2 separate regions of the Homo sapiens genome follow, and region 2 is linked to region 1. Evidence: chromatin loops called from intact Hi-C (ENCODE). Cell type or tissue: heart left ventricle. All regions are shown on one strand. Links, peaks and the distances in the headings refer to the core of each region. The heading gives the core; the rest is flanking DNA. Region 1 has its middle 46 kb from the start of NDUFB4. Region 2 has its middle 23 kb from the start of FSTL1.

The links. A loop is a pair of places that touch in the nucleus more often than their neighbours do. Peaks named below come from ENCODE experiments on the same cell type or tissue, not always from the same donor. Only the 100,000 strongest peaks of a DNase experiment are listed, where the experiment ranks them.
Region 2: it touches region 1 in a loop (4-fold over the local background); 5 of 110 quality-filtered maps call a loop at or near these places.

The regions. Positions count from the first base shown.
Region 1 is chr3:120,542,392-120,558,754 of GRCh38, reverse strand. No RefSeq gene overlaps it. Among named protein-coding and RNA genes, the nearest start is that of NDUFB4, 46 kb to the left of the region's middle. In heart left ventricle, for the core only: no CTCF peak of the experiment used is centred there; no DNase peak of the experiment used is centred there; H3K27ac peaks cover 2,949 bases.
Region 2 is chr3:120,465,800-120,482,162 of GRCh38, reverse strand. No RefSeq gene overlaps it. Among named protein-coding and RNA genes, the nearest start is that of FSTL1, 23 kb to the right of the region's middle. RefSeq lists an enhancer at 11,434-12,355. In heart left ventricle, for the core only: no CTCF peak of the experiment used is centred there; no DNase peak of the experiment used is centred there; H3K27ac peaks cover 896 bases.

The DNA of each region.
Region 1 (16,363 bases), core at 4,201-8,200:
GTTTCTGGCGTGGTTCTTTCTTTTCTCTCTGTACTATCCTAGGCCTACTAGTAGATGTTAATGAAAAATATATGGAGCTGAACCCACCCACAGGCTGAGCTCTGAAATATTTCAAGATCTGGCAGAATATAACACTTTGAATAAAATTTAAAACATACTGCAAAAGTGGCTAACTCTGCCACATTTGGCTGTGCAGTCATGTCTTTCCTTTTCCCCGTCTCTGTTCTCGGAGTGGGCTGCCGTGCCACCCTACAGCTGCCTCTTCCCCTTGGCTGCCGCCGCTCTTGCCCACCTCCCCCAAACCCCTGACCTCCAATGGTCAGCTCCTCCCTGGCCAGCAGGACGGGTCTTCCAGGTCTTTTAGAGAAGATACCAACTCCAGAATGACCGTACCTCTGTTTACATGTTTTTGTTTCGTTTTGATTTTTGTTTTCTAATTGAGACCACCCCCCTCGTTTCCAGAACATACTGGAACTCTTAGGATTTGGGGTTGAGGGACTTCAGGTGAGAACTACAGAGACAGCCTCACGCTCTGCCTGGAACCTCTTGTCCTCCAAGATTCAGGTGCTCTGGTTGAGTCTGGTCCACTCTGCCACAGTATCTTTACTCACAGTGATTTTCTCTTGGGGACTTCATCACTGTCTTCCTCTCAAACTGACTTTTGCTTATAACACAGTTGGAAGAGAGAGTGAGAGAGACTGTGTGTGTGTGTGTGTGTGTGTGTGTGTGTGTGTACCCTTGGAAAATAGAGTTTAAATTTTATTTCTGGGGAATTGGGAATGTCACCAATCGTGGTGTTAAGGCACTAGAGCATGCCATGACAGTCAAAAGGCACCCCAGCAAATGATAGAAGGTGCTTCACCTGGAGCCCACAGAGGGCTCTGGGGCAGTGCTACTTATCAAGAGCCTATCTCAGTTCCAGCCCTAAATATTGCTACTATGGTGGTGGTGATGTACCCCCCTAATTTCTGCATTTCATGGTCCCTGTCTCCAAATCTATCTGGCTCTATTGGTTCAGATTCCTATCCCAATTCCTATTATGTTTCAGCTCCTAGTCCTGTGTGTCCCTGAGAGGAAGAGACTGATATCAGATCTGGTAGGACATGATACTCTTCAATCTTGTCACCATAACTTTCTCCTGGAGCCATGGAATGTAGCAGTGGTATGATCCGATCCCGCCTGTCCCTGTCCTGCCCAATACTTGATAGCTGTTCTTTCCTAGTTCCAGAACCTGATTGGACCAAGTTTAAGACCAAGGTAGGGAGTGGGAGGCAGATAGGCAATGCAATGCTATTCAACATTTAAGAATACTTCCCACTTACTTGTCCTTGTCAGGCCCTGGCCATACAGACAGGCTGTACAAGACATAGGCCCTGACCTCAGGGAGTAAATGTTTTTATTGAACTGACCCACTGTGTCTCTGAATGAGAACAAAAATGAAACTGCTGCAGAAAAACCCAGTGCTACAAAGTGCTAGCATCATCAGGAGGCAGGCTGCCTCTGCAGTGCAATCCATAATCTCTGTGACTTCCAGAACCAAAAAAAAAAAAAAAAAAAAAGTTAAATTACTTTCTAAAATTAAGCTTTGCATTACTTTGGAAACTAACAAAGCATTCCTTCCCACAGACACTGTTCCCAAATTAAGTATTTTGTGCTTATACAGCTGCTCAAATGTTGGTGCATTGAAGATGGAAAAATTTCTTAGGTAGGGAAGAGATGGGGTGCCTAGAAAGGAGAGGGGAGCTCTGTCGGGGGGAGAGCAGCTGTGGTCACTAGCAGAGATTATAGAATAGTTGGAAAAGATTATCAAGTAAATAAGTGTATAAAATGTTTCTAAAGTTATTAGGTCTAAATAAGTGTAGGTTAAGGGGGCCTGTTATGGTCAAGTATTTAAAAGCATCCTTTCAAGTGAAAACCTTGGTCAGTGGCTATTCCCCACCTGTAATCAATAGGAAATGGAATAAAAGTAAACTACCGAGGGGGCATCTTAAGGTCAATGTGAGGCCTATTGTTCAAGATTTCACAGCGATTAAACCCTAGAATGGGTCACAGAGAATAGGTGGGCACTTTCCTCTAGAGGCATTTATTGAAAGAACAGAACTGTCTTGTTATCACATGCTGCAGGTAACATCCAGTGTAGAGACAGAGGCATGACTTGGATGAGCTAACTTCCCAGGTTCTCTTCTATTAAATAGATTGGAAAGTCAAAGAACTCATACAGCATTAGAGGCCCCCCATAGCAGCTAGAGAGAAATGGACAGGTGAAAGGCCCATGGTCCTCACTTGTCCGCCTCCCACCGACAACATGCCAGGGCCTGCCATTGAGCTGCCTGTTTCATTTTGTAAGCTTGTGCCTAGATGTTTGCCTTGCAAACATGTGAGCTGTCTTGGCAAACGGTTTTGTAGAAAGCCCTCACTCACAAGAATTCCATCTGCAATATTTGGACTGGCTTCTAGGACTCCCTTTTCCGCACAAGCTGTTCCCTCCTTATCTCTGGGTCTCTTCCAGAAGGTCATCAATGTTCTGCTGTACAAGGGTCATCTGCTTGCCACACTATTCCCCAGCTCCTGGAACACAGCACTGTTTTCCATGGTGGCAGCAGCAGGAATATCTTCCTCCTCAGCATGATTTTCCAGGCCCAAGATAAGCTCACAAGCACCAAAAGACACAAGGCCATGGCCTCATGGACCTCACACCCAGTAGCCTGATCTGAGTTTAAAAAGGCAGACCTGCTGTCTTAGCTGGGGGAGTAGAGGAGAGTTAGTGGGAGGGGCTACTATGGGTTTAAGTTGACAGAGAGAGGTGGTGCAGGAGCAGAGAGCAGCCAGGAGCACCTGAGGAAGGCTGCGAAGGTCATCTGGGTGGGGGCGGGTTCCAGGGGAGGAGCACTTTCTGGCAGGGTGAGGTGGGGGCGGTCCTGGAGAATGTACCCATAAGGCCAAGTCCAAGGCCTGGGTGGGGTCTCTGACACTTGTAGACACTTGGCACCAAGCCTCAGTGTAATCTTGCTTCATCTCCCTGGATTTCTACCATCATTAATGACTGTGACTTCAGTCAGGGACTACAGAAAGGGAACACTCAGTGATAATCTAGAGGCAAGGACAATTGACCAAATAATCAGATATGGCTCCAGTTTAAGTCCTTTGCCCCATTATTACCCTGCCCTCTCTTCATTATCCTATATCCCAAGTCCTTACTTTCCCAGATGTGGTGGAGAAGGTAAAGAATTCCAAGTTGTTGTAAGCAGGGTCACTCCCCATAAAATGAGATCATCTCACACCCTAGGGACTGACTCAATTGAGCTCCACTGGCCAGAGTTCTGATTGCATCTCCCCAACCGAAAGAATATTAATTCCAGGCAAAGGAGGTCTCTGTCTCCTGCATAGTAGATACTAATGACTCCACTATGAGAAAAATCCTAGAGTGATAGAGTATGAGAGTCAGCAGGGACTGTAGAGATTACATATTGATCCAACACATTCATGATAGATGAGGGAACTGAAGATTAGGGAGATGACATAAGGTCCAAGGCCACCCAGGAAGTTGTTGAAAAAATCTGGACTAGAACCCAGAAGTCTTTGGCCCAGTAACACACTAGCTCTTCCTCCTATCTTACCTGGCCCTGGCCCTCTCGGATGCCAAAGGTTTCCACCCAGGGGAAAATTAAGCAGCAAGGAAGGAAGGTCTGAATTTGCAAAACTTCTTTGTGGAAGCAACTGCGCTTCAGGAGATCCCTTTGTATCATAGCCAGCCCTGGGGACTCTGTCTCTGCCATTCTGCATCTGGTTAAATTGCTCTTCTAAGAGCCCATCTGGCTGCCAAATCTCTCCCTCTGGCCAGAAACAGCACCTGATCTCATCCTGGTGGATTTCCACTAGTCAGACAGTTCTAGTGCTTCCAAGATGGAAATGGAACATCTTACATAGAAACATAAATATTTTACAAGCAAATAACAATGTTTCTAACTCCTCTAGTCTCCCTTTAGCTAACCACTTCCAAAGGCATCTGGCAATCTTGCATTCAACCTGTGAATCAAATAAGTCAAATAAACAGATATTTATTGAGCCACTATTGGAAAGGCAATATACCAGGTATACAAAGACAGGCCTGAGTCCTTGCTTCCAATAATTCACAGGCCAGTTGGTAGGGGACAAGGCAAAATTACATTCCCAGTTAACATACAAGGTGGCAATACAAAAAGTTCCATGATGCAACAAATGATTATTTGCAAAATTTGTGGAATAGATCATAAGAACAATAAACAGAAAAGAACACTGTAAATTGAACAGTTCAGGGAAGTTTGTGCAAGAAAAATTCGATCAGGACTTTAAAGGATGGAAAGTATTTAGAGGAGTGGAGAGAAGGGAAGAGCATTTCAAAAATTGGTAACTGTGAAAAAATGTTCAAAGATAGAAAAGTGCAAGTGGGTTGAGAGTAGTACATTGATACATTATGATCAGGCCCTGCTCTCAGCCCACAAACATTTATCAGTTCTCTTGGTTTGCACACAACTCAAATTACTACTATTATTATTCCATCTTTACAGTTGAGGAAACTGAGGCATAGACAGGTTTAAGCAACTCACCTGAGGACACAGCTCACAAGTGGCTGTGCTGGGATTGGACTGCAGAGGCTACACGTTCAGCACTGAATTATACAGACTCTCACTCTGGCTAGAGGAGTTGATTTGTTGGAAATGCATGTGAGGGGGCAAATCACAGAGGATCTTGAATGCTATGCTGACAAACTTGGACTTGATTTTTTTAGGCAATAGGTAACCATTAAGGGTTTCTGGGCAGGGAAGTATATCTTGATTAAAATGAGATACACACAGGAAGAAAATCCAAAGGACACAGAAGAAAAGCAGAGATAAATATATTAGCATATATGTAGATCCCCTTCCTTTTCATAGAATGCTTTGTTCAGAGGAACTTCTAGTGGTGTCTCAGATCTTAAACTACCAGGGGATCAAATCGTTGCTCTGTGGTACTGAGGGAAAAACCCAAAAGATAAGTAGCCTTCAAATCTACTCAGGCATGTGCTCAAGAGGTAGGGGCAGAGCCAGGTTTGGAGAAAGCTGTCCATAGGGAGATAGGAGACCCCAGGAGAGAATGGGAAAGAGTAGAGGGACAGAAGATGTCAGAGAGACCAGCACAATGACTTGGGACTTCAGGAGTATAATTCTGCAATATCTTAAGCATGATTGAATCAAAGCTTATGGGAATGGGAGGGAAGACAAGTCAGCTATCTCCTTGATTGTTCTGTAATTGCAGATAATTTCTTCTTTAGTTCCTTCCCTCTTTTCATATGCTAAAATGGAAAATCTTTCTTAATGTACAGAATGCTTCTCTCTTTTTTTTAAACTCAATTTTGCTAATAGATTTCATTAAGGACTATAAAGCTGAACTTGTTCTTCTCATGACCATCTACTATAGTGAATGTGGGACAGATGAAGTAATAGGACCTCATAATTGAGATAAGAGCTTTTTTTATTATTGTTTTGCAGGATCTGTATCCACAAAGGAGCCTGCTCAATGGAATAAAAACATTAAGTAGTTTGAATCCTGAGCAGAGATTAGACGGTTGTCTTGGATATGCTTTGGGATCAGAAGCACAGGAGATGAGGCATCATCCTGTTCAGATGGTCTTCAGGGAATATCAGGTTTATGGAAGTGCTTTTTGGCTTCTGAGTTACAAAGCATGGATCGTGGTGCCTGGACTCAGCCTGGGCTCTCAGCATAATTATCTACTTACCCTTGTAAATTGTGGTATTCAGTATAAGCATTGCCTCAATTGATGGCCACACCTTCATGACCCTACTTGTGGAAATGAACTCCAAATCTGAGTTCCAAGCAGCTGTTTTGTGTCCATCCAGAGGAAACCAACAGAGTTGGACAGGGGTGGAGTGAGGCATGGTTGCTAACACCATTCAACCCTTGTTCTTTTGAGCACATGTTTTTGTTTGAATAATGAGTTGATTCGTTTCTGTTAAAATGAGGACAAAGAATACTCTGATGTAAGAAAATCAGATGGTGTGGTATAGGCATCCCCTTTTCAGTCACATGCTTGGTACTGATAAATGGAGGCTGTTGTCTCTCTGGCCTCTGCTTTCTTCTCTGCTGCTACTACTTGAGAAGACTTAAGTTCATACAAGACATCGGGGCATTTCTGAGTGGGGCTGTGCATAAGGAATCTGGAAATAAGTCATATCCCTAGACTCAAATTTTAGGAAGAAAGCCAATGCTTCCAGGCTCCTGCACTGACCCCTAATCCTTCCTTTTCAGCCAGATCTGGGATCTCAGGCACCGAGGACAAACCTGGGTATCCATGTGGCCCAGAGCCACAGTTCTTTCTATGTTGGCCCCACTCATACGCTGGCCAAAGTCCCAGAGGTGAAGTGTTATCCTGGTTTCCCCTCCTAAGTTCTGACATATTGTCATGCCTGGAATGTTGCTTCCCCCTCTAGACCTAACACTTGGCCCCATTCTCATGCAGCCTTTGCCTTCTTTCTGCTACCCAGGGTTTTCCATCATGCCAGGCCATGGAATGATTGTGCTGTGGGAAATAGCATATTTGCATTATTGGACCCTCATTTTGATTCCTGTTCACTTAATTCAGTGTCTCTCAACAGCAGTGGTACCACCACCTAGGGGATGTATCAGACACTTGAACGGACATTTTTGGCTGTCAGAATTATTGGAATAGTACTGGTGGCATTTGCTGAGAGGGAACCAAGGATGCTAGCTATCCAGTCATGTGCAGCACAGGTACAACAACCAAGAAATATTCTTGTGCCCTATAAAACCTTCAGAAGTCACACTGAACATTTGTGTGAAAAACCTGTTTATAATTATCTGGGTATGAAATGGAATTCCATTTTACTTAGAAACACAGATTACCTTTGCAAAGTTTTAATGTACACTGAATTTTCCATACATGCTCTCTCTGCATTTTTTTTTTTTTTTTTTTTTTGAGACTGTCTTGCTCTGTTACCCAGGCTGGAGTGCAATGGTGCGATGTTGGCTTACTGCAACCTCCGCCTCCCGGGTTCAAGCAATTCTCATGCCTCAACCTCCAGAGTAGCTGAGACTACAGGCGCACACCATCATGCCCGGCTAACTTTTGTATTTTTAGTAGAGACGGGGTTTCACCATGTTGCCCAGGCTGGTCTCGAACTCCTGACCTCAAGTGATCCACCCGCCTCGGCCTCCCAAAGTGCTGGGATTACAGACATGAGCCACCGCGCCCAGCTAATTTTTGTATTTTTCATAGAGATGGGGTTTCACCATGTTGCCCAGGCTGGTCTTGAACTCCTGACCTCAAGTGATCCACTTGCCTCAGCCTCCCAAAGTGTTGGGATTACAGGCATGAGCCACCGTGATTGGCCCTCTCTGCATTTTTAAAGCAAGTAAGACTGTACTTTGGTTTGGAACTCTACCAACAGTAGTCACAATTTCAGAAACACACTTCACTGACAGCAACATTACTCTTGGTATTTGAGTTGCCAGCACACCTGTCTCTATCTACACTTGCCTCCGCCACCTTCACTCTGATCTCAAAGCAACTACTTCGTTAGGTCTTCCAATGAGTCATCCCCAACATTAGAATTTGCTAATACATACAATTTTATTACAAAGTATTTCTCTTTACCAGTTTTTTAATAATGACTTTTTTAAAAAAATATATGAGTAGGAGGTTGTATTACTGTGAATTTCTTTTTTTTAAAGATAGAGTCTCACTCTGTCACCCAGGCTGGATCTTGCAGTGGCAAGATCATAGCTTACTGCAGCCTCAAACTCTTGGACTCAAGTGATTCTCCTGCCTTGGCCTACTTGTGAATTTCTTTTCAGAATAGTAAAGAGAACATAATAAAACATTCATTTAAAAATAGGCTTTTGAGTCTGATAGGGTTGACAGTCATTGACCTAAGTAGATAGTGTCTGTTGAAGGCAGAAAGAGACTGATGATGAGATCAGCATGTTCTGAGAGAAGGCTATGCTGCCAACCACAAGGTCTCATGGGAACTGACCACTTTCCAAATTCCACAATTTACCCTCGTCAAGATCTCAGAAGTTTTCAGAATCTGAGGTCACTCAAGTTAATCAAATCCATGAGTCTAACCTCATGACCAACTGATAAACTCACAGTGGGGGACATTTCTTCCCAGGGACTGAAAAGCTTATGTCCACCATCCAGGGCAGCCTGTCCTAGGATCAGAATGCCTGGAAAACCAGCGACAGGTGAACAAGGCACTTGTACTCATTATGTTCATTGCAGCATTATTCATAATAACAAAGACCAGGAATCAACCTAGGTGCTGTACAAAGGGCACCCAGAGTGCTGAGGAGAGAAGAGGCACTACTGTCCCCAAGTAGAGCAACTTCTCCAGCAACCATAAGGGCACAGAGGACAGGGTCTCTCCTCTACAACATGCTTGATTGGACACTGCCTAGTTATGATTCCTTGGGATTTCCATAGCCGAAGCTGACCAATTCCCTTTCTGTCCAACCTTCCCCCACACCAACACCTTACAACACAATTAATTAAATGCCTTCTATTAAATGAAGTTCATATTCTGGACCTGCCTTCCTCTGATTACACCCAAATCATTTGCCTTGATTGCAGTCTTCTGAGGTCCAACCATTTCAGATATTCTCTAGCTTTACTCCAAAAGGTGACTAATCACATCCATTGCATGTGAGTTTTACTAGTTCAACTCAGAAGATGACCTTTTCTTTTTCTTAGCTCCAAATTAATGGAGAGGGAGGCTTTCCACTGTTGCTTCCATGTCCTGCCAAAATTAATGTTAGAAATGAGGGCTGAGACAGTGTTAGACTCCTTTCTTGCTCTGCACCAGCATCGACAGCTGGGATAGTTTTCCTGATTCTTATCTCAGTTTGGTAAAGCAGGTTTCTGCCTCACTCCATCTCCCCACTAACCCCCACCCACCCACCCTGGGAGGCAATGTACCAGTATAGATCAAGTTGGAGACCATGCAAATTTTGACAGTACCTCATATGGTTTGGAGGAGATAATGCAGGCTTCAGGGTATTTGTGTTGTTGTTTATTTTTCCTCCAGGCTGTAATGCAGTGGCACCATCACAGCTCACTGCAGCTTCCACCTCCCGGGCTCCAGTGATGCTCCCACCTCAGCTTCCTGAGCATCTGAGACCACAGGTGCATGCCACCATACCTGGAAAATTTTCTTTTTAAATTTTTTGTAGAAACAGGGGTCTCTCTATGTTGCCCAGGTTAGTCTCAAACTCCTGTGCTCAAGCGATCCTCCCACCTCGGCTTCCCAAAATGCTAGGATTACAGGTGTGAGCCACTGCACCTGGCCTGGGTTTTTTGTTTGTTTTTCAATGTACAGTGACTTCCACTTTTATAGACTGGTTAGAGATGGAGTGATAAGCTGGTTAATTGAATACGTTTATTAAGAATTATCTTCAGGCCGGGCATGGTGGCTCACGCCTTTAATCCCAGCACTTTGGGACACCGAGGCAGGTGGATCACCTGAGGTGAGGAGTTCGAGACCAGCCTGACCAACATGGTGACATTCAGTTTCTACTAAAAATACAAAAACTAGCTGGGAGTGGTGGCAGGCACTGTAATCCCAGCTATTCAGGAGGCTGAGGCATGAGAATTGCTTGAACCAGGGAGGCAGAAGTTGCAGTGAGCCAAGATCGCGCCATTGCACTCCAGCCTGGGTGACAGAGCAAGACTCCATCTCAAAAAAACAAACAAACAAAAAAAGAATTATCTTCAAACTATACTAGAAGGCTGCAGTAACCAAAGCAGCATAGTACTTGTACAAAAACAGACACAGACCAATGGAACAGAAGAGAGAACCCAGAAATAAAGCTGCACAACTACAACCATCTGACCTTTGACAAAGTCAACAAAAACAATGGGGAAAGGATACCCTTGTTCAATAAATGGTGCTAGGATAACTGGCTAGGTGTATGCCGAAGAATAAAACTGGAGCCCTACCTTTAACTCGGTACAATAATTAACTCAAGATGGACTAAAGATTTGAATGTAAGACCTCAAACTATAAAACTCCTAGAAGAAAACCTAGGAAAGTCTTTTTGACATCAGCTTTGGCAAAAAAAATTATAGCTAAGTTCCCAAAAGCAACTGCAATCATAACAACAATTGACAATTGGAATAGAATTAAACTAAAGAGCTTCTGCACAGCAAAATAAATTAAAAGAGTAAACAGACAATCTACAGAATGGGAGAAAATATTTACAAATTATGCACCTGACAAAGGTCTAATATCCAAAATCTACAAGGCACTTACACAAATCAACAAACAAAAACCAAATAATCCAATTTAAAATGGGCAAATGAATGAACAGCCACGTCTCAAAAGAAGACATACATGCTGCCAACAAATACCAAAAAATGCTCATCATCACTAATCATCAGAGAAATGCAAATTAAAACCACAATGAGACACCATATCACACAATTCAGAATGCCTATTATTAAAAAGTCAAAAAATAACAGATGCTAATGAAACTGTGGAGAAAAGGAAACACTTATATACATTGTTGGTGGGAATGAAACTTAGTTCAGCTGCTGTGGAAAGCAGTTTGGAGATTTCTCAAACAATTTGGAACTACCATTTGACCCAGTAGTCCCATTACTTGGTATATACTCAAAGGAAAATAAATCATTCTACCAAAAAGACACCTGAATTCATATGTTCATTGCAGCACTATTCACAATAGCAAAGGCAAGGAATCAGCCTAGATGCCCATCAACAGTGGATTGGATAAGTAAAATCTGGTACATATAGACTATGGAATACTGCACAGCCATAAAAAAGAACTAACTTATATCCTTTGCAGAAACATGGATGCAGCTGGAGGCCATTATCCTCCAGCTGCATCCATGGCAGCTATGCGGTGTTTGGTTTTTTGTTCTTGCGATAGTTTACTGATGCATATCTGATTGCTTCCTCTGCCCTGTTGTTTATGTGAAAATGCAGATTCACTGAGCCAGAGTAAGTTGTGTATTCAGTAGAAGGCTGAAAAGAATTCAACCTTTTTCTCTTTTCTACTTCTGACCTGGAAGCCCGAGCTGTCCCACCTTAGCAGACAGAAACAATGTATATTTTACACATATTGATTGATGTCTCATGGCTCCCTGAAATGTATAAAAGCAAGCTGTACCCTGACCACCTTGGGCACATGTCCTCAGGACCTCCTGAGGCTGTGTCGCAGGTGTGTCATTAACCCGGGAGTCATGATAAAGATAGACAGATGATAGATAGGTAGATAGATAGATAGATAGATAGATAGATAGATAGATAGATAGATAAGATGCAATTTATTGGGATAATTGGCTCACATGATTATGGAGGTGAGAAGTTCCGTAATTTGCAGTCTGCAAGCTGGAGACCCTGGGATGCTGGTAGCATGGCTCAGTCCAAGTCCAAAAGCCTCAGAACCAGGGAAGCCAATGATGTAACTCTCAATTTGAGGCTGAAGGCCTGAGAACCCAGGGAGCCACTCGTGCAAGTCTCAGAGTCCAAAGGCCAGAAAACCTGGAGGTCTGATATCTGGTAGCAAAAGAAGAGTGTCCCAGCTCTGAGAGAGAAAGTGAATTTGCCTTTTCCTCTACCTTTTTTTCTATCTGGGACCCCAGCTGATTGGATGGTGCCTGTTCACATTGAGAGCAGATCTGCTCCACTCAGTCCACCAACTCCACCAATTTCCTCTGGAAACACCCTCACCAACACACCCAGAAATAATGCTTTACCAGCACCTAGGTATCCTTTAGTACAGTCGACACCTAAAATTAATCGTAACAGATGATTTTTAAGATGGTGTCTCACTAGGTGGCCCAGGCTGGTTTTGAACTCCTGGGCTCAAGGAATCCTCCCACCTCAGCCCTCCAAGTAACTGTGACTACAGGCATGTGCCAAGACAGCTGGAAACAATATCTCTTTGACAGGAGGAGAGAAAGGATGTCTGTTTATTTAAAACAAGAGGGAAGACACATGAATAGACACATCTACAGGTGAGCAGTAAGAAGCTGCTTAGTAGCTACATTTTCTCTGAGAAGCAGGCAGTAAAGACATTTTCTGAAAGAGTGAGAGGATGGTAGTAAGGGTCTTGAGGAGCAATACAAACATTAACAGGCACTTCTGTGAAGAATGGGGGAGGAGCTATGTAGAGATATTTAACAAGTAAAAGACCACCAGCCCACACAGTTGGATGAATTTTTTCCAGTCCGGCACATCATCCTGAGTATAGCGGGCAGGAAGGCGGGTTCTAGGATTGATCCAGGGCTAAAAGAGTGCAGAGCAGATGCAGTGCAAGTGCTATGGTTTGATTGTTTGTCCTCTCCAAATCTCATGTTGAAACCTAATCTCTAATGTGGCAGTATTGAGAAGTAGAGCCTTTAAGAGGTAGCTGGATCATGAGGGTTCTGCCTTCATCAATGGATTAATCCACTCATGGATTAGTGAGTAAATAGATTGTCATGGGTGTGGCATTAGTGGCTTTATAAGCAACAGAAGAGAGACCTAACCTACCATGCTCAGCTCCCTCACCACGTGATGCCCTGCACCATCTTGGGGCTCTGCAGAGAATCTCCACTAGCAAGAATTTCCTCATCCTTTACCTTGGAATTCTCAGCCTCCATAACTGTAAGAAATACATTTCTTTCCTTTATAAATTACCCAGTTTCAGGTATTCTAAGCAACAAAAAATGGACTAAGACAGCAAGACCAAAGAGAAGGGGAATCAACTCAATAAGTTAGAATGAGCCTAGCTGGCATAACAACAACAACAAAAAACCAGCAATAATTCAGTAGTGAGCGATGGGGAAGATGGCAGATAGGAGACAGAGCTAACATGCAGCTTCCATTGGGATGTACAGAACAGCGTGTGGAGACTCACACCACAAGCTTTTGTTCTAAGAACCACCGCAGGACTATACCAGGAAAACTGAAAGAATTCACAGATTCTTTGAAATAAGTGACATGCCACTGCAAATTCCACGAGACAGGCAAAAAAACTGTGAGTTCCCAAACTGTTAGGGGGGAAAACTGCCTCTGAACACACATCCCCACTAGGGAATCTGAAAATACAGATCACAGGAGAAAGATTTAACCTTACCTAGAGCTGGAATGGATGTAGGGAGCTGTGCCAAATATAAAAGTAAAAGCAACAGCAGGAAGAGTCTTATAGGCACTGCCATTCTCCTGCTCAAGCCCAGGGACACCATCTCTGACTATATCTCACAGGAGCCCTCAGGGAAGGCAGCCAGTGGGATTAGGGAGAGGTCACAGGGTGTAAGAAGCTTCCGACTGGATTTTGGCATAATTTGGACTGGGAACTAACTTTTTTGAGCAGAATCCAGGGGGCAAATAGGAACTGCTGCAGATATGAGGGCAGGAGCTGCAGCTGACATTGTGGGTAGATGGGGAAGAGTGAGGCCTGAAAGCCAAGCTTGCTTGCTCAGTGGGGTAGCTTATGGCCTGGGGAAAGGTCTGAGTTCCACATGCACAGGCTGCCTGGATCTGAACTTGGCACTGTTAGTGGGGCACTGAGGCAGCAAAGCCGGCCTCACCAACTGCATGGGAGGTGGGTGAGGCCTTGCACTACCGGCTATCACCAACTTTCCTGGCAAGCAATACTGCTAAGCAGAGGCAGCCATTCTCCCCTCTGGAACATAACCCCATTGGCCTGAGAACCAACCCTTATCCCCCACAGTGGCCGCAGCAAGCCCTGCCCAAGGAGAGTCTGAGTCAAGACCCGCCTAATCCTGCCCCAACCTGATGGTTTTTCTCTACCTGCCCTGGTAGCTGAACACAAAAGACATAAACTCTTGGAGGCTTTATGGCCCCGCCCATTATGTGGGTAACCAGAATACCTCCCCTGGCCAACTTAGGGCAAGCTCAAATCCCACTAATACTGCAGCGGGTGCTCTCTTGAAAGTGCCACCTCCAGGCTAGAGGCCAACCAACTCAGGCCATTACAGCAACTCATAGCAGATCAACCCTGCTCCCAGGAAGGAGAAAATGACACTTAATACCACTGCCTGCATTTTCCTGGCTAACCAGAGGCCCTGAGTCTGTCCATGTGACAAATACATAACCAGCACGTCACAAAGCCAGCACACTAAGCATATCTACAACCAAGGATTCTCACAGAGTCTACTTCACTCCCCTGCCACCTCCACTAGAACAAGTGTTGGTATTCATGGCTCATCACAGGGCTCTGCAGACAATCCCAGGCACCAGCCCAGAGCCTGATGGCCCCACTGGGTGGCTAAAACCAAAAGAACAATAACAATCACTGCAGTCCAGTTCGCAGGAAGGCCCTTCCCTAGGGGAAAGGAGAAAGCACCACATCAAGGGGACTACCCCATGGGACAAAAGAATCAGCAGGCCTTGAGTTTTTGTTTTTTCCACTGGTGGATATTTCCTCACAGCAGAGACACAATTGCAGTGCTGGGTACAGTACCTATACCCCAAGTCTGAACCTATACCCCAACAGGCAGGTGGCCTCTGTGATCATGAAGGGCCTTGAGAAGAGGTCCTTGTTCCCCTCTGGCACTCCACTGCAGACACAGCTGAGGCTTCCCCAACAGGAATGCAACATGGAGGCACCTATAGACAGCATTTCTGGAACAATCCAGAGTGAGTGCAGCCCCACAGGAGGACCACACTCCAGATTCAGGCCTACATGAGTCACAATTCCTACCTACCTACAGATGAAAAGAGGTACCTGTCCAATCTGAATAGCTGAAACACCAAGACAGGAGTGAGGCTGTGAGGTGAACAGTTTTCTTGATGACCTGGCAAGGGAACTGAAGTAACTCCCACTCTTCATCTTGATAAAACCCCAGTACATCTAATTCAGAGCTCCCTCAGCCACCCTCATCAAGGCTGGGACCTTGGCCCTTCATTGGATATTACATCTACCTACCCACCTTAGTCATAACTGTTGCATAGCCAGGGTTACCTCCCTGATGGCCTTAAGCCTGAATCATCAATTCAGTAAATAAAACACCAGGAAAAAATTAAATAAATAAATAAATAAAGTGTACAACACAAGAGAACAAGATAAGTTTCAGGAGATCCCTCCCATTCCAACTCCATAGGAGACAGTGAACTTGCCCACACACCAAAAATATAATTACTACAACCAGCATTGGGGAAATTCAGCACACAAAAACTCTCTCTAACTAAGGATCTCATACAGAGTCTTCACCCCTACAAGCACCAAGAATCAAATTCTCACCAACAACCACAAAACAAAAAACGAAAACCACAATCCATTCAAAAATAAATCCAAGAAAAATTTTAGGAAATAGTGTAACCAAATGAGAAGGAATCAGAAAAGTAATTCTGGTAGTATGACAAATCATGGTTTTATAACACCCCCAAAAGATCACACTAGCTCCCCAGCAAGAGATCAAAACCAAGAAGAAATCTCTGAATTGCCAAATAAAGAATTCAGCAGGTTGATTATTAAGCTACTCAAGGAAATACCAGAGAAAGGTGAAAACCAACTTAGAGAAAATTTTTTTTAAATACAGGATATAGATAAAAATTCTCCAGAGAAACAGATATCATAAAGAAAAAACCAATCACAACTTCTAGAAATCAAAGATACACTTAGAGAAATACAAAATGTACTGGAAAGTTGCAACAATAGACTAGAACAAGCAGAAGAAAGAACTTCACAGCTTGAAGACAAGGCTTTCAAATTTACCCAACAGACAAAGAAAAAAGAATTTAAAAAAGTGAATGAAACCTCCAAGAAATTTGGGATTATGTTAAATAGCCAGACCTAAGAATAATTGGTGTTCCTGTGGAAGAAGAGAAATCTGAAAGTTTGGAAAACTTATTTGAGGGAATAATTGAGGAAAACTTCCTGGCCTTGCTAGAGATCTAGACATCCAAATACAAGAACCTCAAAGAACGCCTGGAAAATTTACCCAAAAAGATTTATCATGTAGGCACAGAGTCATCAGGTTATCTAAAGTCAAGACAAAGGGAAGAATCAAGAACTGTGAGATGAAAGCACCAGGTAACCTATAAAGGAAAACCTTTCAGATTTACAGCTGATTTCTCAGCAGAAATCTTACAAGCCAGAAGGGATTGGGGTTCTATCTTTACCCTCCTTAAACAAAATAATTGTCAGCTAAGAATTTTGTATCCAGCAAAACTAAGCTTCATAAATGAAGGAGAGATAAAGTCTTCTTCAGACAAATAAGTGCTGAGAGATTTGCCACTACCAAGCCTGTGCTACAAGAAATGCTAAAAGGAGTTATAAATCTTGAAACATAACCTCAAAGTACACAAAAACAGAATGACCTTAAAGCATGAGTCTCACA
Region 2 (16,363 bases), core at 7,857-11,856, 80 kb after region 1:
TGGTCTTGAACTCCTGACCTCAAGTGATCCACCCACCTTGGCCTCCCAAAGTGCTGGGATTACAGGCGTGAGCCACTGCGCCCAGCCTCAGTATGACTTTCTGGAAGCAGGGATGGTAAGAATGACTGCTCCCATCGTTTCACCCCTGGTAGTCTAGATGGGCTATCATTCCCATATTAAGATTGCATCCAAATGGCGGTGGACTGCCAAGGTGCCCCATCTGTATCACATCACCAAGCAGGGGCACCACTCATCCTGAATTAAGGAAGCATCTAGGTTTAATGCCAGCATTAGTCACCCAACTGGCCAATCTTAAGCCTAGATCAAGGAGTTCTTCACATGTTTAAATCATGCAGCTATTTTTTGTATGCATCTTATAAATATTTATTACTTGATTGTCATGGTTTTAAAAATTTTACCTTTTAAAAGTATAACTTTTTTGTTTTCATCATGTTTATAGAAGCAGTACATTGAACAAGTGTGACTGTGACACAATCAAAATCCAACTTCGTTTTCTGTTTCCTGTGTCAACTCTAAACTTTATCCAGTGGGGAAAGCTTTCTTTCTACCACTGGAAAATAACCCAGCAAGCCTGGTATATATGTGTGTGTGTGTGTATATATATATATATGTGTGTGTGTGTGTGTGTGTGTGTGTGTGTGTGTGTGTATATATATTTTACTAATGCTTAGATAAAAGACAGTCTTACAGACTTTTATGTGCAAACTCAGTCTTAATTTGGTAGTTTGAATATCAAGTCCTAGATATTAGTCAGCTCTTCCATTTTCTTCCTGTTCCCTAGGCAAGGCTTCTACTTGACAGCTGCCTGTTTTCCAGAAAGGGAGTGTGGTTGGTTTCTGCTCTCCCCACTCACTTCCTCCTTCACTTGTTAGCTGAAGTTTGACTTCTCTCAGGGACAGAAAGGGGCAGGCTGGAGGGACAAGAGGTATAGGTCAAAGGACAGTACTTGCTGGCTAGTGGCTGAGAGCTCTCTGGGTCAAGCAGAAAGTCGAACGTGGCTACCTGCCTGGGCACTTTCATGGAGATTTCCATCATTCCATGGTGCAGGGTACCTAATGATGTCTAGTTCAAGTGGTCATTGATAACTTCTTTGAAAGCCTCTAAAAAACAGCATTCCCCTCTGGCTTCTTCTTGCTAGAAGAAAGCAAGAATTCCTCCAGGTCACTCAATTAGGACGGCAGGTCAAGACTAACACAGTAACTTCTACATTTTCTTGGGTGGGAGTCAGGAGCCATTGTCCTATATCCCCTAAGTGCAGAGAGCACCTTCCATAGCTCTCCTTGTAGTTCCAAGGAAGCTTCTTGCACTAGGTTTCTTTTTTTGTTTGTTTGTTTTTATTATTGCACTACGTTTAAGGAGAAGGCAGTACCCCCTCTCTTGGGTCTCTAGCATAGCACCAGGTCCCTCCTAAAAGGTCTTCCACAAATCCTCCTCTCTCTTCACATTCTGACTTATTTTAAATATCTTTGATTGAGCTAAGATATCCAAAAATCGTAGAACAAGCTCTGCACAAATTCCTTCGTAAATTCACATGTGAGGAGCCTGTCTCACATGAACTTTGGTAATATACCTACTTTATTGAAGCCTCAGTCAAAAATGTGGTTGGAAACCTCATTCTAACATCCTGCTATATTTATTTGTTTGATTACCTTCTATTTTTAAAAAGTGGACCAGGCATGGTGGTTCATGCCTGTAATCCCAGCAATTTGGGAAGCTAAGGCAGGTGGATCATTTGAGGTCGGGAGTTTGAGACCAGCCTGGCCAACATGGTGAAACCCTGTCTCTCCTAAAAATACAAAAGTAGCTGGGTGTGGTGGCATACACTCCAGCCTGGGTGACAGAGTGAGACCCCATCTCAAAAGAAAAAAAAAATAATATCTTTTTTCCATTTATGATAGAGAACTTATTTTTTAAATTAATATACTTGATTATATAGTGAATCAATTTAAAGAATAAATATTAAATAATGAAATACAGGAGATACATATATAGGACTGAAAACATAGAGATGGTAGGCTGGGTGCGGTGGCTCACGCCTGTAATCCCAGCACTTTGGGAAGCTGAGGCGGGCGGATCATGAGGTCAGGAGATGGAGACCATCCTGGCTAATATGGTGAAACCCTATCTCTACTAAAAATACAAAAACAAAATTAGCCAGGTGTGGTGGCTGGCGCCTGTAGTCCCAGCTACTCAGGAGGCTGAGGCAGGAGAATGGCATGAACCCGGGAGCTTGCAGTGAGCCGAGATCATGCCGCTGCACTCCAGCCTGGGCGACAGAGCGAGACTCTGTCTCAGAAAAAAAAAAGAAAAGAAAATGTAGAGATTGTATATAAGTCATAGTCATAGTCATCATATATTATAAATCAAAGGTATTTTATAAAGATTAATTTAGTGCCAGGCACAGTGGCTCATGCCTGTAATTCCCAGCACTTTGGGAGGCCAAGGCAGGCAGATCACGAGGTCAGGAGTTCAAGACCAGCCTGGCCAACATGGTGAAACCTTGTCTCTACTAAAAATACAAAAATTAGCTGGACGTGGTGATGGTGGCGCGCGTCTGTAACCCCAGCTACTTGGGAGGCTGGAGCAGGAGAATTGCTTGAGCCCGGGAGGCCCCCCAAGGAGCTTGCAGTGAGCCGAGATCGTGTCATTGCACTCCAGCCTGGGCAGCAAGAGCAAGACTCACTCAGTCTCAAAAAAAAAAAAAAGAAAAAAAAAAAGAAAAAAAGATTAATTTAATAGAAGCAAGAAGAATATGTTGAAAGGAGGAGCAACTTTTTAAGTTGCTTTTTAAGTTTTAAGTTACCATTTTATGTTAACTTTTTATGTTAACATAACTTATGTTAACAGACCGTTTTATGTTAACTAGTTTAAGTTACCGTTTTATGAGTCCTGAAGACACACACAAATACAAGATTATGAAGAAGATTTAGTAGAGGTATGAGTGACACTTGGAAGTCGAATGCTTTCTGAAAGTTCAATTATAACACAGACTGCAGATTTGCTTGCCATATTCTCCAACTTATAAGGAAACTGGCCCATCCCTCCCAAATAAATCTTAAATAAAAGCAGTACATTCAAAGGGGCCTCATTCCCTATCATTCCCTAGCCACAGTTGATTGTTCCAGGATGGGAAATTGGTTTGAGTTTGGCCCATTAGACATCTTCATTAGGAATTTGGAATCATGACCAAGAGAATAAAACTCAGTTTGATTTCCCCCTTCAACAGTGAATGGATTCACTATTAGCGTGCCAGAAAATTATATTTCTGAACTTGTAGGATGGACAGTCCTCATCTCAGATCCTAATATGTGTCACTCAAACTTGTAGAAATGAATGAACAGAAAACCAGAATTCTGATTTCTAAATTTGTAATAATAAAATGATTTAATAAACTAGATACTTTGATGTACAGATCAGCATATTCTGTCACTGTAAGTGAATCTATATAAGCAGCCAAATCATCAGAAATTTTCATGAAATCAGAACAAGAGATGCTAGCTGAGTGATCGTGGCTGGTGGACCATGATAACCTGATGAACCCACCTCTTCCAAGCGGATCTACTAACCTTGAGAGCCAAATCCTTGTGTTCTTTAGTTCCGACTGCCTTTTATTTGACCCACTTACTGGTTCTAACTTTTTATTCTTCCACTAACAGCTAACCCACTTTTTAATTGAAACTTTGCTTTTTAAATATCTCAATAGCGGTAGCCTGAATAATGGCCCCCCAAAATATGTCTACATTCTTATCCTAGAACCTGTGAATGTTACCTTGTTGGACGAAAAAAAGGTCTTTGCAGGTGTGATTACATCAAAGACCTTGAGATGAATGGGAAGATTATCCTGGATTATCCATATGGTCCTAAATGCAACACAAGTGTCCCTCTAAGAGAGAAGGGGAGGCAATTTTAAAAAGTGGTGGTATATACCAGATGGTAGAAATCAGCTTTCTCACATTCTAGGGTGATTGGTAATGGCTTGGAGGAGAGATGTCCAGCAGGGACCTTTTGAAGGACGACCATCTGTACCTTTGTAATAAGGGAGATGCCTGGAAGGCAGCAGGAGCTTCTCAGGACTGCTTTGCTTTTTGTTGTTGCCAGTGTTGCCTAGGAAAGTTCTTCACCTTGTTGATAAAAACTGGTTCTGGTTTCCATCTTTTCCATACTTGTGAGCCGACCTCATAGTGTTCCCTTGGAGACACCAGCACTAGCCAGCTGTCCCCCCTCCTCAGAGATCTGAGTTTCAGCTACGTGGGTCCCTCCTCTGAGTTCAGAGGCACCAGCAGTGACAAAGAGCCCCCAGCCTGGCTTCAGCTCAGCAGGGCCTCTCTTCTAAGCTTCTAGATCCAGATCACGCTGCCTCTTCCCTTATTTCCCCTAGCCCTAGGAATGGTGGCTGCTTCTTGCAATTACGTTTTCACACTTTACCTGGACAGTCTTCCAATACCTGTTTAACCACTTTCTTAAGTTATTTCTGAAAAAATAACTAGTGTGGCTTTTGTTTTGTTTTATTTTGTTTTGAGACAGGGTCTTTCTCTTGTTGCCAAGGTTGGAGTGAATTGGCGTGATCTCGGCTCTCTGCAATCTTTGCCTTCTGGACTCAAGCAATCCTCCCACTTCTGCCTCCCGTGTAGCTGGGACTACAGTTTGCACCACCATGCACGGGTTTTGCCACGTTGCCCAGGCTGATCTTGAATTCCTGGGCTCAAGCAATCCTCCTGTCTCAGCCTCCCAAAGTGCTAGGATTACAAGTGTAAGCCACTGTGCCTGGCATGTTTTCTTGATTAAACCCTTTTTATTAGAGCCACAGACAGAAGATGAGAAGGCAGCATGAACACAGAGGCAGAGATTAGAGTGATACAGTCACAAGCAAAGGGATGGCAGCAGCCACCAGAGGCTGGAAGGGGCAAGGAACAAATTGCCCCCTCGAGTTTCTTCTTCTTTTTTTTTTTTTTGGAGACAGAGTTTCTCTCTTGTTGCCCAGGCTGGAGTGCAATGGCACGATCTCGGCTCACCACAACTTCTGCCTCCCAGGTTCAGGCAATTCTCCTGCCTCAGCCTCCTGAGTAGCTGGGATTACAGGCATGCACCACCATGCCCAGCTAATTTTGTATTTTTAGTAGACACGAGGTTTCTCCATGTTGGTCAGGCTGGTCCCCCTCCAGCTTCTGAAAGGAGAATGACCTGAAGGGAGCACAGCCCTGCTGACATCCTGATTCAGGCCTGGTGATACGGATTGCAGACTTCTGGCCTCCAGAACTGTGAAAGAGTAAACTTCCATTTTTTAACCACCCCATTTGTGGTCATTTTTTACAGCAGCCAACGGAAACTAATACACCAATGCTCACAATTTCAGCTTGAGAGCCACCCTTTCTCTTACAGGTGTCTTTACATGCCTGAATTCTAATTCATTGTATCTGTTAAGTAACTGGTATACAAGTAACAGCAACTGACTTTAGCTACCTCCTAAGCAAAAAAGGGAATTTGTAAATAGTGTACAGGGGAGTCTGATAGAGCCTGAGGTCAAGGATGCAGCTGGACCTCAAAAAAAAATGGATCCCTTGTAATCCCAGCACTTTGGGAGGCTGAGGTGGGAGGATGACTTGAACCCAGGAGTTTGAGATGAGCCTGGGCAACATAGTGAGACCCTGTCTCTACAAAAAATAAACAAAATTAGCTGGGTGTAATGGCATGCACATGTAGCCCCAGCTACTCAGAAGGCTGAGGCAGGAGATGGCTTAAACCTGGGAGGTCAAATCTGCATTGAGCTATAATTACACCACTGCACTCCAGCCTGGGTGACAGAGTGAGACCCTGTATCAAAAAACAAAAGCAAAAACGAAAACAAAAGCAAATGGATCCAGGCAACCTGGGGATCGTCTTTCACAATTGCTCTTCTCTGCTCCTTTCTGAGCATCTCTCTGCTTCATGGCCTCTCTTGCTGCTGCCTGGCTTCCTCTGTGACTCAGCCCGCATAGCAGATAATGGCTTCTACCAATGCTTTCAGCTGTAAATTGTGTTTCCTCAGCTGTTAAATGAAGAACTTGAATAATACACTCCGCAAGCTCCATCTGGCTCTGAAATTTGATGGAATTCTATTAGGAGTCCTGTGCAGTGGATGACAGGTGGGATCCTGAGGAATGGAGAGCAGGCCTGTGTGAGACCCAGCTGTGCAGGAGCAGGCGCACCTCAGGAAGGTGGCCCAGTCTGACCTTAGAGTGCCGAGTGGGGATCTCTTCAGGGGCCTAGTGAGATCATGGGCTCAGCCACACTGGAGAAGAGCTGGTGACACCTGGCATCAAGGTGGGGCATCCTGAGTCTGCACCTTTAGGCTGGCACTATCCACTTATATGCTGATGATTGGCAGAAACTCCAGGTTTGTCATTGCCTATCTCTAATTAGCATCAATAATTTATTCATTCCTTCCCCTGTTTTGATAGGAAGAAGCCCCACCCCCCGGCCTTTTTTTTTTGTTTAATAAAATGAGTTATCCTGCCAACCCCCACCTAACTATTCCCACAGAGCACCTGCTTGAGGTAGGTTCAAATCAGCCCTCAAGCCACAGTGTGACTAAACACATCTATGCCCACACAGAGAGTTCAGGAAATTCAACTCCACCACCTGCCAAGACACAAAACCTCACTGTAGGCCTCTTAGCTTCTTACTGATCCTGATTTGCATCTTCTTTCTGATCCCGGGATTTGGAGCCAGCAGAAAGCCCAGGGGATTTCTTGCAGAGGCTAAGGTGGGCTTCAATGGTGGGGATATCTGTGTTCCCGGACCTGGCCTCAAGCTGGCTCCTGGTCTTCATGAAACGAAACAGCCACCTTCCTTACATGGATTCCGCCATGCACATCCCACTTGACCTTGTCTACTCCAGCCAGACTAAATTGCTTCCTGTTCATGGCTTCTCTCTTCCCTCTGGGCTTCTAAATTGCCCTTAGCCAGAAATTCCCATTCCCACCCATCCCATCATCCAGGTCCTTCACCTGGATAGCTTTCATCTGCTTATAAGATACTTCCTTTGGGACATGCTCCCTGACCCCATCTCACTGAGGTTACCCCTATGTGTTCCCACAGCACCCCTTACTTGTCATTAAGCTTCTCACTCTGGCTGGCAGTCAGCTATTTACTTTTTTGCCTCCTTCCACCAACTGGTAATTCCAAACTTTATCTTTTTTACCTACATCTCCTGTACTTAGCACAGAGTCTGGAACATGGTGGAAGCCCCATAAATGTTCAGTGATGACAGGATCAAGTGCACATTTACTCACTTTCATCACCTTCCTAGGGACCACCAGCCCCTTCCATGTTTCCTACTTTCAAACTGTGGCCCCTTTCATATTATAATGAGTATTTCATCATGAGGCATAGTGAAAAATGAGATGCTGAGTACCCTAAACACAGAAGAGGCAATGTTTTCTTAGATGAGCTGCCTTTCTTGTTCACAATGAACTAAAGAAGGTTTTTCTAGGCATGGCAGATATTCTGGGAGATTCAGGAAGGGATATAGGGAGAGAAACCAGCCTTTCCTGCATCCCAACTTGAACCCTGAAGGGAGGATTTCCAAACATTCTCCCAGCATTGTTATGGGATGACATACATTCACCCGCTCTGAGTTCCTCTCATGGCTTTATTTATCATGCTCCCATAGACTGGAAAGCAGAAGGAATTCATTTTAAGACTTCAAATTATGTGCAGCATTTGATTAAATCTATCTTGAGAAACATCACTCATTGGCCTGTCTGGAGCTATTGTTGTGTGGTTAGCTCAGCACATATTTTCCAAGCACAAAATAAAAGGGTTAATGTGTGGAGATTCAGAAGAAGTCTCTTATTTGGCACTTGTACCAGCTATGAGATGGTTCCTCAGAACCATCCCACCACTAAGCAAACCAACCCTCTCTGAAGGGTCCAAGCTACTCCCCACATCCTCAAGATTTTACAGGAGCTGTGGTGCACCTCAGGGAGGGGCTCCCACTCAGGAAGGAGGCATTTTTCCCTGCATGGAATAAGCCATGGAAAGAGTCCCAGTTCTACAGGACTGAGAATATGACTTTAAAAAAAAAAAAGCAGCATAGACATAATCACTGCTTCTGTAGAAGCCACATCATTAACTTCCAACCCCCAAGTGAGTGTCTGAGTTGGAGAAAGAGAATGAAAGAAAAATAAGGTCCTGAGGCAACAAGAAGGAACCCTTACTTGACTCTACAGAACTGACCGTGTCTGATGTGCACACGTTATATTACTCTAGACCAGTGGTTCTCAACCGGTAGTGATCTTGTCCCCAGGAAACACCTGACAAAGTCTGGAGACATCTTTGGTTGTCACAAATTGGGGAGTGCTACTGGCATCTAGTGAATAGAGTTCAGGCTATTTGAAAAGGCTTCAAAAGGGAGGATCTAACTCAGGCTTGCGGGTTAGAAAAGGCTTCCTGAAAGAGGCATATCTAAGATACACCCTGAACTACCAGTGAAAGTTAATCAGCTAAAGGATATGGTGGTTCATGGCTTTCTGGAGACTTTCCCCCTTCTTCCTTGATGTTGACCTCAGTCCAGCACATGTATGAATTCCTCACATTTTTCTGGGTGACAAGATTTAGATAAGTAGCCTCATTCTCAGCCCTGGCCTCCAATATTCCCAGCTTCTCTTCCCCATTCCCCTGCCCTACTGCTGAGGGGCCCCCTGCCTTGTCGTTGGACACCACTACATACAACCTGGGGCTCATCCTCACTCCAACACCTGCAGCTACATCAGGTGGTACCAGGTTTCCCACCTTCATCACTCCCTGCAAGAAAGTAGCCACCTCAAAAGTGCCAAAGAACCGTTATTCTAGAAACAAGTTAATTTGAGTTCATGCATTTATTGGTCTGTCCCTCACTGTTTACCTTCTTAAGCACTGGTTCTCAAATGTGGCTTCACATTAGAATCACACAAAGTTTTAAAAATGACTATGTCCCCAGAGATTCTGACTTTGTTGGTACGGGTGCAGCCTGAGCTGCAGGAGTTTTACACTCCTCTCAGATTATTCTAAGAGGCAGCAAACACCAAGGACCACAAAGCCCTGTCCAAGCATGTTGGGCCGCAACATGGAAGCAGTACACTGATGCTCTCTGGCCCCACACATGCAGCCAATGCTCTCCCACATAATCTTCCCACCTTGCCCATCTGCTCCGACTAGTCCTGCCTTGGTCCCCATGGAATTTTCCATTCATTACTCTTAATTTTGAACAGCATTATCAGTTCTCCCTTTCAACTCAGGGTCTGTTCAGTTGCCTTAATCACCTTCCCATTCCCTATATTCTATTCTACCCAAGTACAACCTTACTTCTGCTTCCCCACAACATAAGATCGTTTATCTTCTTATCACATTCCCCTATGTGTAAATTTATTGCTGCAGTGGCAATTTACCACATACTTATTGACTTAACACATAAATTTATTCTCTTACAGAAATGGGTTTCACTGGGCTATAACCAATGTGTCATCAGGGCTGTATTTCTTCTGGAGGCTCTACGGGAGGATCCATTCCCTGACCTTTTCAGCTCCTAGAAGCTGCCTGCATTCTTCGGCTTGTGGCCCCTCCCACCATCTTCAAAACTAACAGCATAGCATCTTCTAATCACTAGTTCTCTGACCTCTGCTTTGTCACTTCTCTTCCTCTTATTCAGACACCCTGTCTCCCTCTTATGAGGACCCTTGGGCCAATCTGGATAATCCAGAATAATTTTCCCATCTCAAGATCCTTTACTTAGTCATATCTGCAAAGCATCTTTTGCCATGTAAAGTAACACATTCACAGGTTTGGGAAATTAGAACATGGATATAGATATCTCTCTGGGGGTGGGGGGTGCATTCTTCTATCTACCACACCCTGTTAAGGCAGCTGTCAGCTTTGTAATCTGTCAGCTTTCAAATACCTAGAGGTTCTGAGATCTTTAAAGATGGAGACATTGTAACACTGGACTTTTTGGACCTATTTCCAGTAAAATGAGAAGGATGAATCAAGCCAGCACAGCAGGTGACGTTGGTGGTGATAGTAGTGATTTTGCACCCCTCACCCTGGGGATATCTGACAATGTCTGGAGACATATTTGGTTATCTCATGTGGTGGTGGTAGTAGGAGGTTACTACTGGCATCTAGGTGGGTTGAGGCCAGCGCATGCACAGAACAGCCCCTCTACAACAAAGAATTATCTGGCCCCAAATGTCAATAGTGTCAAGGTTGAGAAATGCCGAATTAGACCATTCCTACTCAAAAATGTGGTCCGTTAACCAGCAGCCTGAGTATGACCTAAAAGCATTTTAAAAATGCAGAATCTTGGGCTCTGGCCCAGAGCTATTGAATCAGGGTATGCATTTTAACAAGATCCTCAGGCTATTCTATACATATTAAAGTTAAAGAGCAATGGACTAGAGCAATGATTCTCCACCTGGGCTGCATATTAGAATCACTTTAAAAAAAGACAGTAACCTGAGTGTAAGACTCAGATCACAGATTAATTAAATCAGAACCTCTGGATGTTGGAAACCAGGCATTGATATTTGTTAAAAGAACTCCCGATGATTCTAATGTGTAGTCAGGATTGAGAAGCTCTGTCCTATGATCTCTGAAGCTCTGCTATTCAAAGTGTTGTTGGTGGGCAGATATAGCAACATCACCTGGGAAAATTTTAGATGCACAGACCAATCTTTTGCTCTACCCCAGAACTTTTGAATCAGAAGCTGCATTTAACAAGATGCCCAGGTAATTCCTATTCACATTAAAATTTGAGAAAAAATCCTATTTCTTTTCAAAATATAAAATACAGATTTTGCTGAGGCCATTTACCATATTCCTAAGGAGGGAACTATTCAAAATCTTGTTTAAACAATGCTCTTCTGTTTCCAAATACTGTATATTGCATGACTATATTTAGTTTTGTTATTCACAGGTAAATTACTACATTTTAAGCAACTCACAGCTTGTCAGCTTCCAGGAACAAGGCTTTCTAAACAACGTGGTGTGTGGAAAAGCACTCTCCATGGAGAGGCAGGAGTGCAGTTAGCAATGAGAAACTTGGCCAGGATTTGCTTGGCAAAGAGGTGTTTCTAATAGAGCCCACGCCTGGGTTGTGCCAAAGGGAAGAGAGAAATGAGTTACAGAGCAAAGGCAGGCAGGGAGGAAGCCCTGATGATAGCACTTAAATTAGAATGAGAGGTTGCAGAGCTGGGAGTGGAGGTATGGATTTCCAGAGATCAGTACAGCCCTTGTCAGTCAAGGCTCAAAGTAAATTATGAGCAAACAAACTTTATTTTCTTTTTAATCTAAATAGAGTAAGAATAAGAGAGTGAGCAGGGCAAGAGGAGGAGCAACGTGTTCTACCTTCTCCTGGAAAATAAAAAAGGAGAAAGAGAAGAATTTGGAATTAAAAAAAAGTACTATCTAATCTTTGAAATAAGAATTACCATATCCATTTTATAAAGGATTAAAATGGAGGCTTTGAGAGATTAAGCTACTTGCCCAAGTACACCAACCTAGAAGTGGTTAATTTAAGCACAGTTTTCTCTAATTTCTGTTCATTACGGGCTGAAGGTGGATGTTACGGATTGAATTATGCCCATTCACTCCCCAATATTTATATGTTAAAGTCCTAAACCCCAGTACCTCAAACTGTAATCTTATTTAGACATAGGGTCTTTCCAGAGGTGATCTAGTTGAAGTGAGGTTTTTTGGGTGAGCACTAATCTAATATGACTGGTGTCCTTATGAAAAGGGGAAATTTGGAGACAGGTAGAAATGGAACATGGAGACACAGGAAGAAGATTGCCATTTATAAGCCAAGGATGGAGGCCTGAAACAGATTCCTCCCTCACAGCCCTCAGAAGGAACCAACCCTGCTTATACTGTGATTTTTGTCACAGGGTGGACCTCACAATTGGAGTTCGGCCTGGGAGCCACATGGGTTCTTGGCTTTGTGCAGGAAGGAATTCAAGTGTGAGCCAACAGAGTAAAGTGAAAGCAAGATTATTCAAAGTAAAGGAATAAAAGGATGGGCACTCCATAGGCAAAGCAGTGGCATGGGCTGTTTGACTGAGTACACTTATGGTTATCTCTTGATTATATGCTAAACGAGGGATGGATTATTCATGAGTTTTCCAGGAAAGGGGTGGGGAGTTCCTGGAGCTGAGGGTTCCTTCCCTTTTTAGGCCATATAAGGTAATTTCCAGACATTACCATGGCGTTTGTAAACTGTCATGGCGCTGGTGAGTGTCTTTTAGCATGATAATGCATTATAATTATAATATAATGAGCAGTGAGGACAACCAGAAGTCATTTTTGTCACCATCTTGGTTTTGGTGGGCTTTGGCTGGCTTCTTTACCACATTCTGTTTTATTAGCGGTGTCTTTGTGACTTATCTTGTGAAACCAGTTCTACTGACCTTCTATCTCATCCTGTAAGAATGTGTAACATCTTGGGAATGCAGCCCAGCAGGTCTCACCCTCTTTTCACTCAACCCTTATTCAAGATGGAATCACCCTGGTTCCAATGTCTCTTGATAATTTCAAGCTTCTAGCTGCTACACAATAAATTTCTACTGTTTAAGTAACCCAGTACTTGGTCCGGCAGCCCTAGAAAACTAAGTGACGCTAATAATAAGGGTTTAATCAAGAAAACAGGCCAGGCACAGTGGCTCATGCTTCTAATCCCAGCACTTTGGGAGGCTGAGACGGGGGGATTGCTTGAGCCCAGGAGTTCAGGACCAGCCTGGGCAACATGGCAAAACCCTGTTTCTACAAAACATACAAAGATTAATTGGGCATGATGGTGCAACCTGTAGTCCCAGCTACATGGGAGGCAGAAGTGAAAGGACTGCTTGAGTCCAGAAGGCAGAGGTTGCAGAGAGCCGAGATCATGCCACTTCACTCCAACCTGGGCAACAAGAGCAAGACCCTGTCTCAAAACAAAAGCCAAACCAGTTAATTTTTTTTCAGAAAGAATTTAACTTAAGAAACTGGTTAAACAGGTATTGGAAGACTATCCAGGTAAAGTGTGAATACATGTAATTGCAAGAAGCAGCCACCATTCCCAGGGCTAGGGGAACTAAGGGAAGAGGCAGCATGATCTGGATCTAGAAGCTTAGAAGGGAGGCCCTGCTGAGCTGAAGCCAGGCTGGGGGCTCTTTGTCACTGCTGGTGCCTCTGAACTCAGAGGAGGGACCCACGTAGCTGAAACTCAGATCTCTGAGGAGGGGGGACAGCTGGCTCGTGCTGGTGTCTCCAAAGTAACACTATGAGGTCGGCTCACAAGTATGGGAAAAATGGAAACCAGAACCAGTTTTTATCACCAAGGTGCAGAACTTTCCTAGGCAACACCGGCAACAACAAAATGCAAAGGAGTCCCAAGAAGCTCCTGCTGCCTTCCAGGCATCTTCCTTATTATAAAGGTGCAGATGGTCTTCCTTCAAAAGGTCCCTGCTGGACATCTCTCCTCCATGCCATTACCAATCACCCTAGAATGTGAGAAAGCTAATTTCTACCATCTGGTATACCACCACTTTTTAAAATTTCCTAAAATCCCTTTGTCATGACACTGCTCCCCACTTCAAAAACCTTTATTAACTCACGGCTCTCTCTCTATCCCCATTTTCTCTCCACCTTGACCGTCATCCCTAACTGGCAATGATTTCACTGATCCCCATTTAATACTCTTTTTTATTCTTCATGTTGACAGCTCCACACTCTCTCCATAAGCCCTTTCTTCAGTTGTCTGCCTCAATCTCAGCAGTTGAGATCATTTTTCCCAAAGAAAATATGCTGTCAGACAGCAACTCCTTAACTTCTCTCCCCTCTTCCTCTAAACTTAACTATCATGGCCCTAACTTCCCTCCTTCTTGCCTGTCCCAGAGGCAGAGCTTTCAGCCCTCCTGTACCGGGGTAACCTTCCCCTACGTGGGCCTCAAACCTGATCCCTCATACCTCTTCCCAGGCCTTGCTCTCTTGTCTTTATTTTGAATCTCACCCTTCCAAGAGCTACTTCCTCCCCACCTATAAATACACCCACATCTTCTCCTACCCTAAAAAAGGCTTCAAAAGACCCAGCTCCCTTTTCAAATTCTCATCCACACATAGCTTTGCTCCCCCACTTTCCAGTCACTCCTCCACTCATGCAGTCTGCCATCTATCACTGTCACTCAAACACCTTCCATCAAGATCAGCAATGATCGAATAGCCAATTTCACCGACCTCTTAGTAGATTCTAGGATGACTTTTCTTGGTGTAAGAGTAATACGCATTCATTATTAATCATGAACATTTTGGAAAATACAGAAAAAAAAATAGTAAAAAAGAAAGTCATTGAGAGGAGCTCCACTCCCATGGGGCATCTATGAGAGAACTGGAGTTCTTGGAATGAAAAACTAAAAAAGGAGAATAGAAATTGAAAACAGTTCAGAGGACACAAAATGTTGACACTGTAATCTCAACTATTGATAATCTTTGAGGAATAGTTCCGGATAATCAAGCATTCTGAATACCTAATACTCATCCCTGTAACCACCAAGATATTTGCCTCTTATCATATAAAGCTAAAAATCTATTTAAAAGATAACATACTCTCCTGTCTTCTGTGACAGAGGATACCAATCACAATTTAACCTTTTATTGATGGCTTAAGGTTATGACACAGTGTAGCAGAAACAATAATAGAACTGTATTTGTTACCTCTCCAGTATGGGCCAGGCCTGAGCTAGGTATTTTACATAGGTAACCTGAATATCATCACATGTCATTTCTGTAGCTCATCTGCATTTTGTAAATGAACAAACTGAGGCTCACAGAAGTTAAGTTATTTACAGACTGCAGCCCATCTTCTGCGCAGCAAGGCTTAGATTTGAAGCTAAAACGTTATGTTCTTTCTGCTGCACCAAGCTGCCTGCCCAGGGTGAGGAGCACTGGGTTCAATTCTGTGTCTTCCTGGAGACCTTGGAAAAGCTACACATCTGCCCTGGTACTAAATTACAAAGCCTCAAGTAGGTTTCTACTGCAGAATGCACATACCAAAGAAGCCGTTTCTTATCATTTGGGCTTCAGTGTAGTCTTTGTATTTGCGTGCTAGGACACCTTAACAAAGTATCACAGACTGTGTGGCTTAAACAACAGAAATTTACTTTCTTAGAGCTCTGGAGGCTGGAAGTCCCAAGACCAAGGTGTTGGCATATTTGGTTTCTTCTGAGGCCTCTGTCCTCGGCTTGCATGCGGCCGCCTTCTCACTGTGTCCTCACATAGCCTGTTCTCTATGGACACACATTCCTGGTGTCTTTCTATGTGTCCAAATTTCTTCTTACAAATAGGACACAAGTTAAATTGGATTAGGGCACTCTAATGGCCTTGTTTTAACTTAATCATCTCTTTAAAGGGCCAATCTCCAAATACAGTCATACTCTGAGGTACTGTGTGGGGTGAGGAAAGTATGATGTGGGATGTACACAAATCAGGCCATTACAGTCTATGCAAAAAAAATGGAAGAGTTGAGATCCAAAGTGTGGCTTTTAGTTATCAAAAGCTAATGTCCCAAAAGACTCAGGACATAAAATCATGTCATACTATTATTCTTATGTCATATTGTTAAATTATGAATCCCATATTTTATAATTGGGTTAGATTTCTTTAAATTCCCACTGAGACTTAAAACACTATGATTGATTATAGTACTAGGTACAAGAACAAATGAGAAATTTAAATCATTATATTTACACTAATGTCCTTTGACAGCATTAATTTTTAAAATGTTTTTACTTGATTTTTGTTGTACTTCTGACTCCCTCACTGCTATCATGCTATCAGGAGCTTTTCTTACTCTTTGCAATATACAACCAGATCCTTCTGTCATTTTCCAACCCCATCGTAGCCCAGAAACTTGATAACCGAGGTGCCCACATATGTAAATCAATAGGCTTTGTTTGAAGGTTTAAGGGGCTTATCCATGAGTCAACTCTGTTGCACAGCTTCCATGAAACCTCTTTTAGTGACTTGGAGACTTTGCTTGCCACCTTCTACCCCCAGCTGCATTTGAATTGTTTAGGGTGACCCAGCTGACTCAAGTTTCAGGTACACAAGATGTCATCTTGTAGAACTTTGGCAAGGGAAAATCTGTTACCTCTCCATAGAGGAAAACTTTGACATTGGCAAGCAAAACTCTAGGACATATTTAAATCCCCAGATTCATGAGCACCACATTGTTATACAGAGTGGGATAATATAACCCAACATGTTCTCCCCCTGAACACTACTGTCTCCTACAATTCATTGTATCCCTTGACCAGTCTCCATTTGACCTAGACCTAAGTCATCATTACCTCAGAAT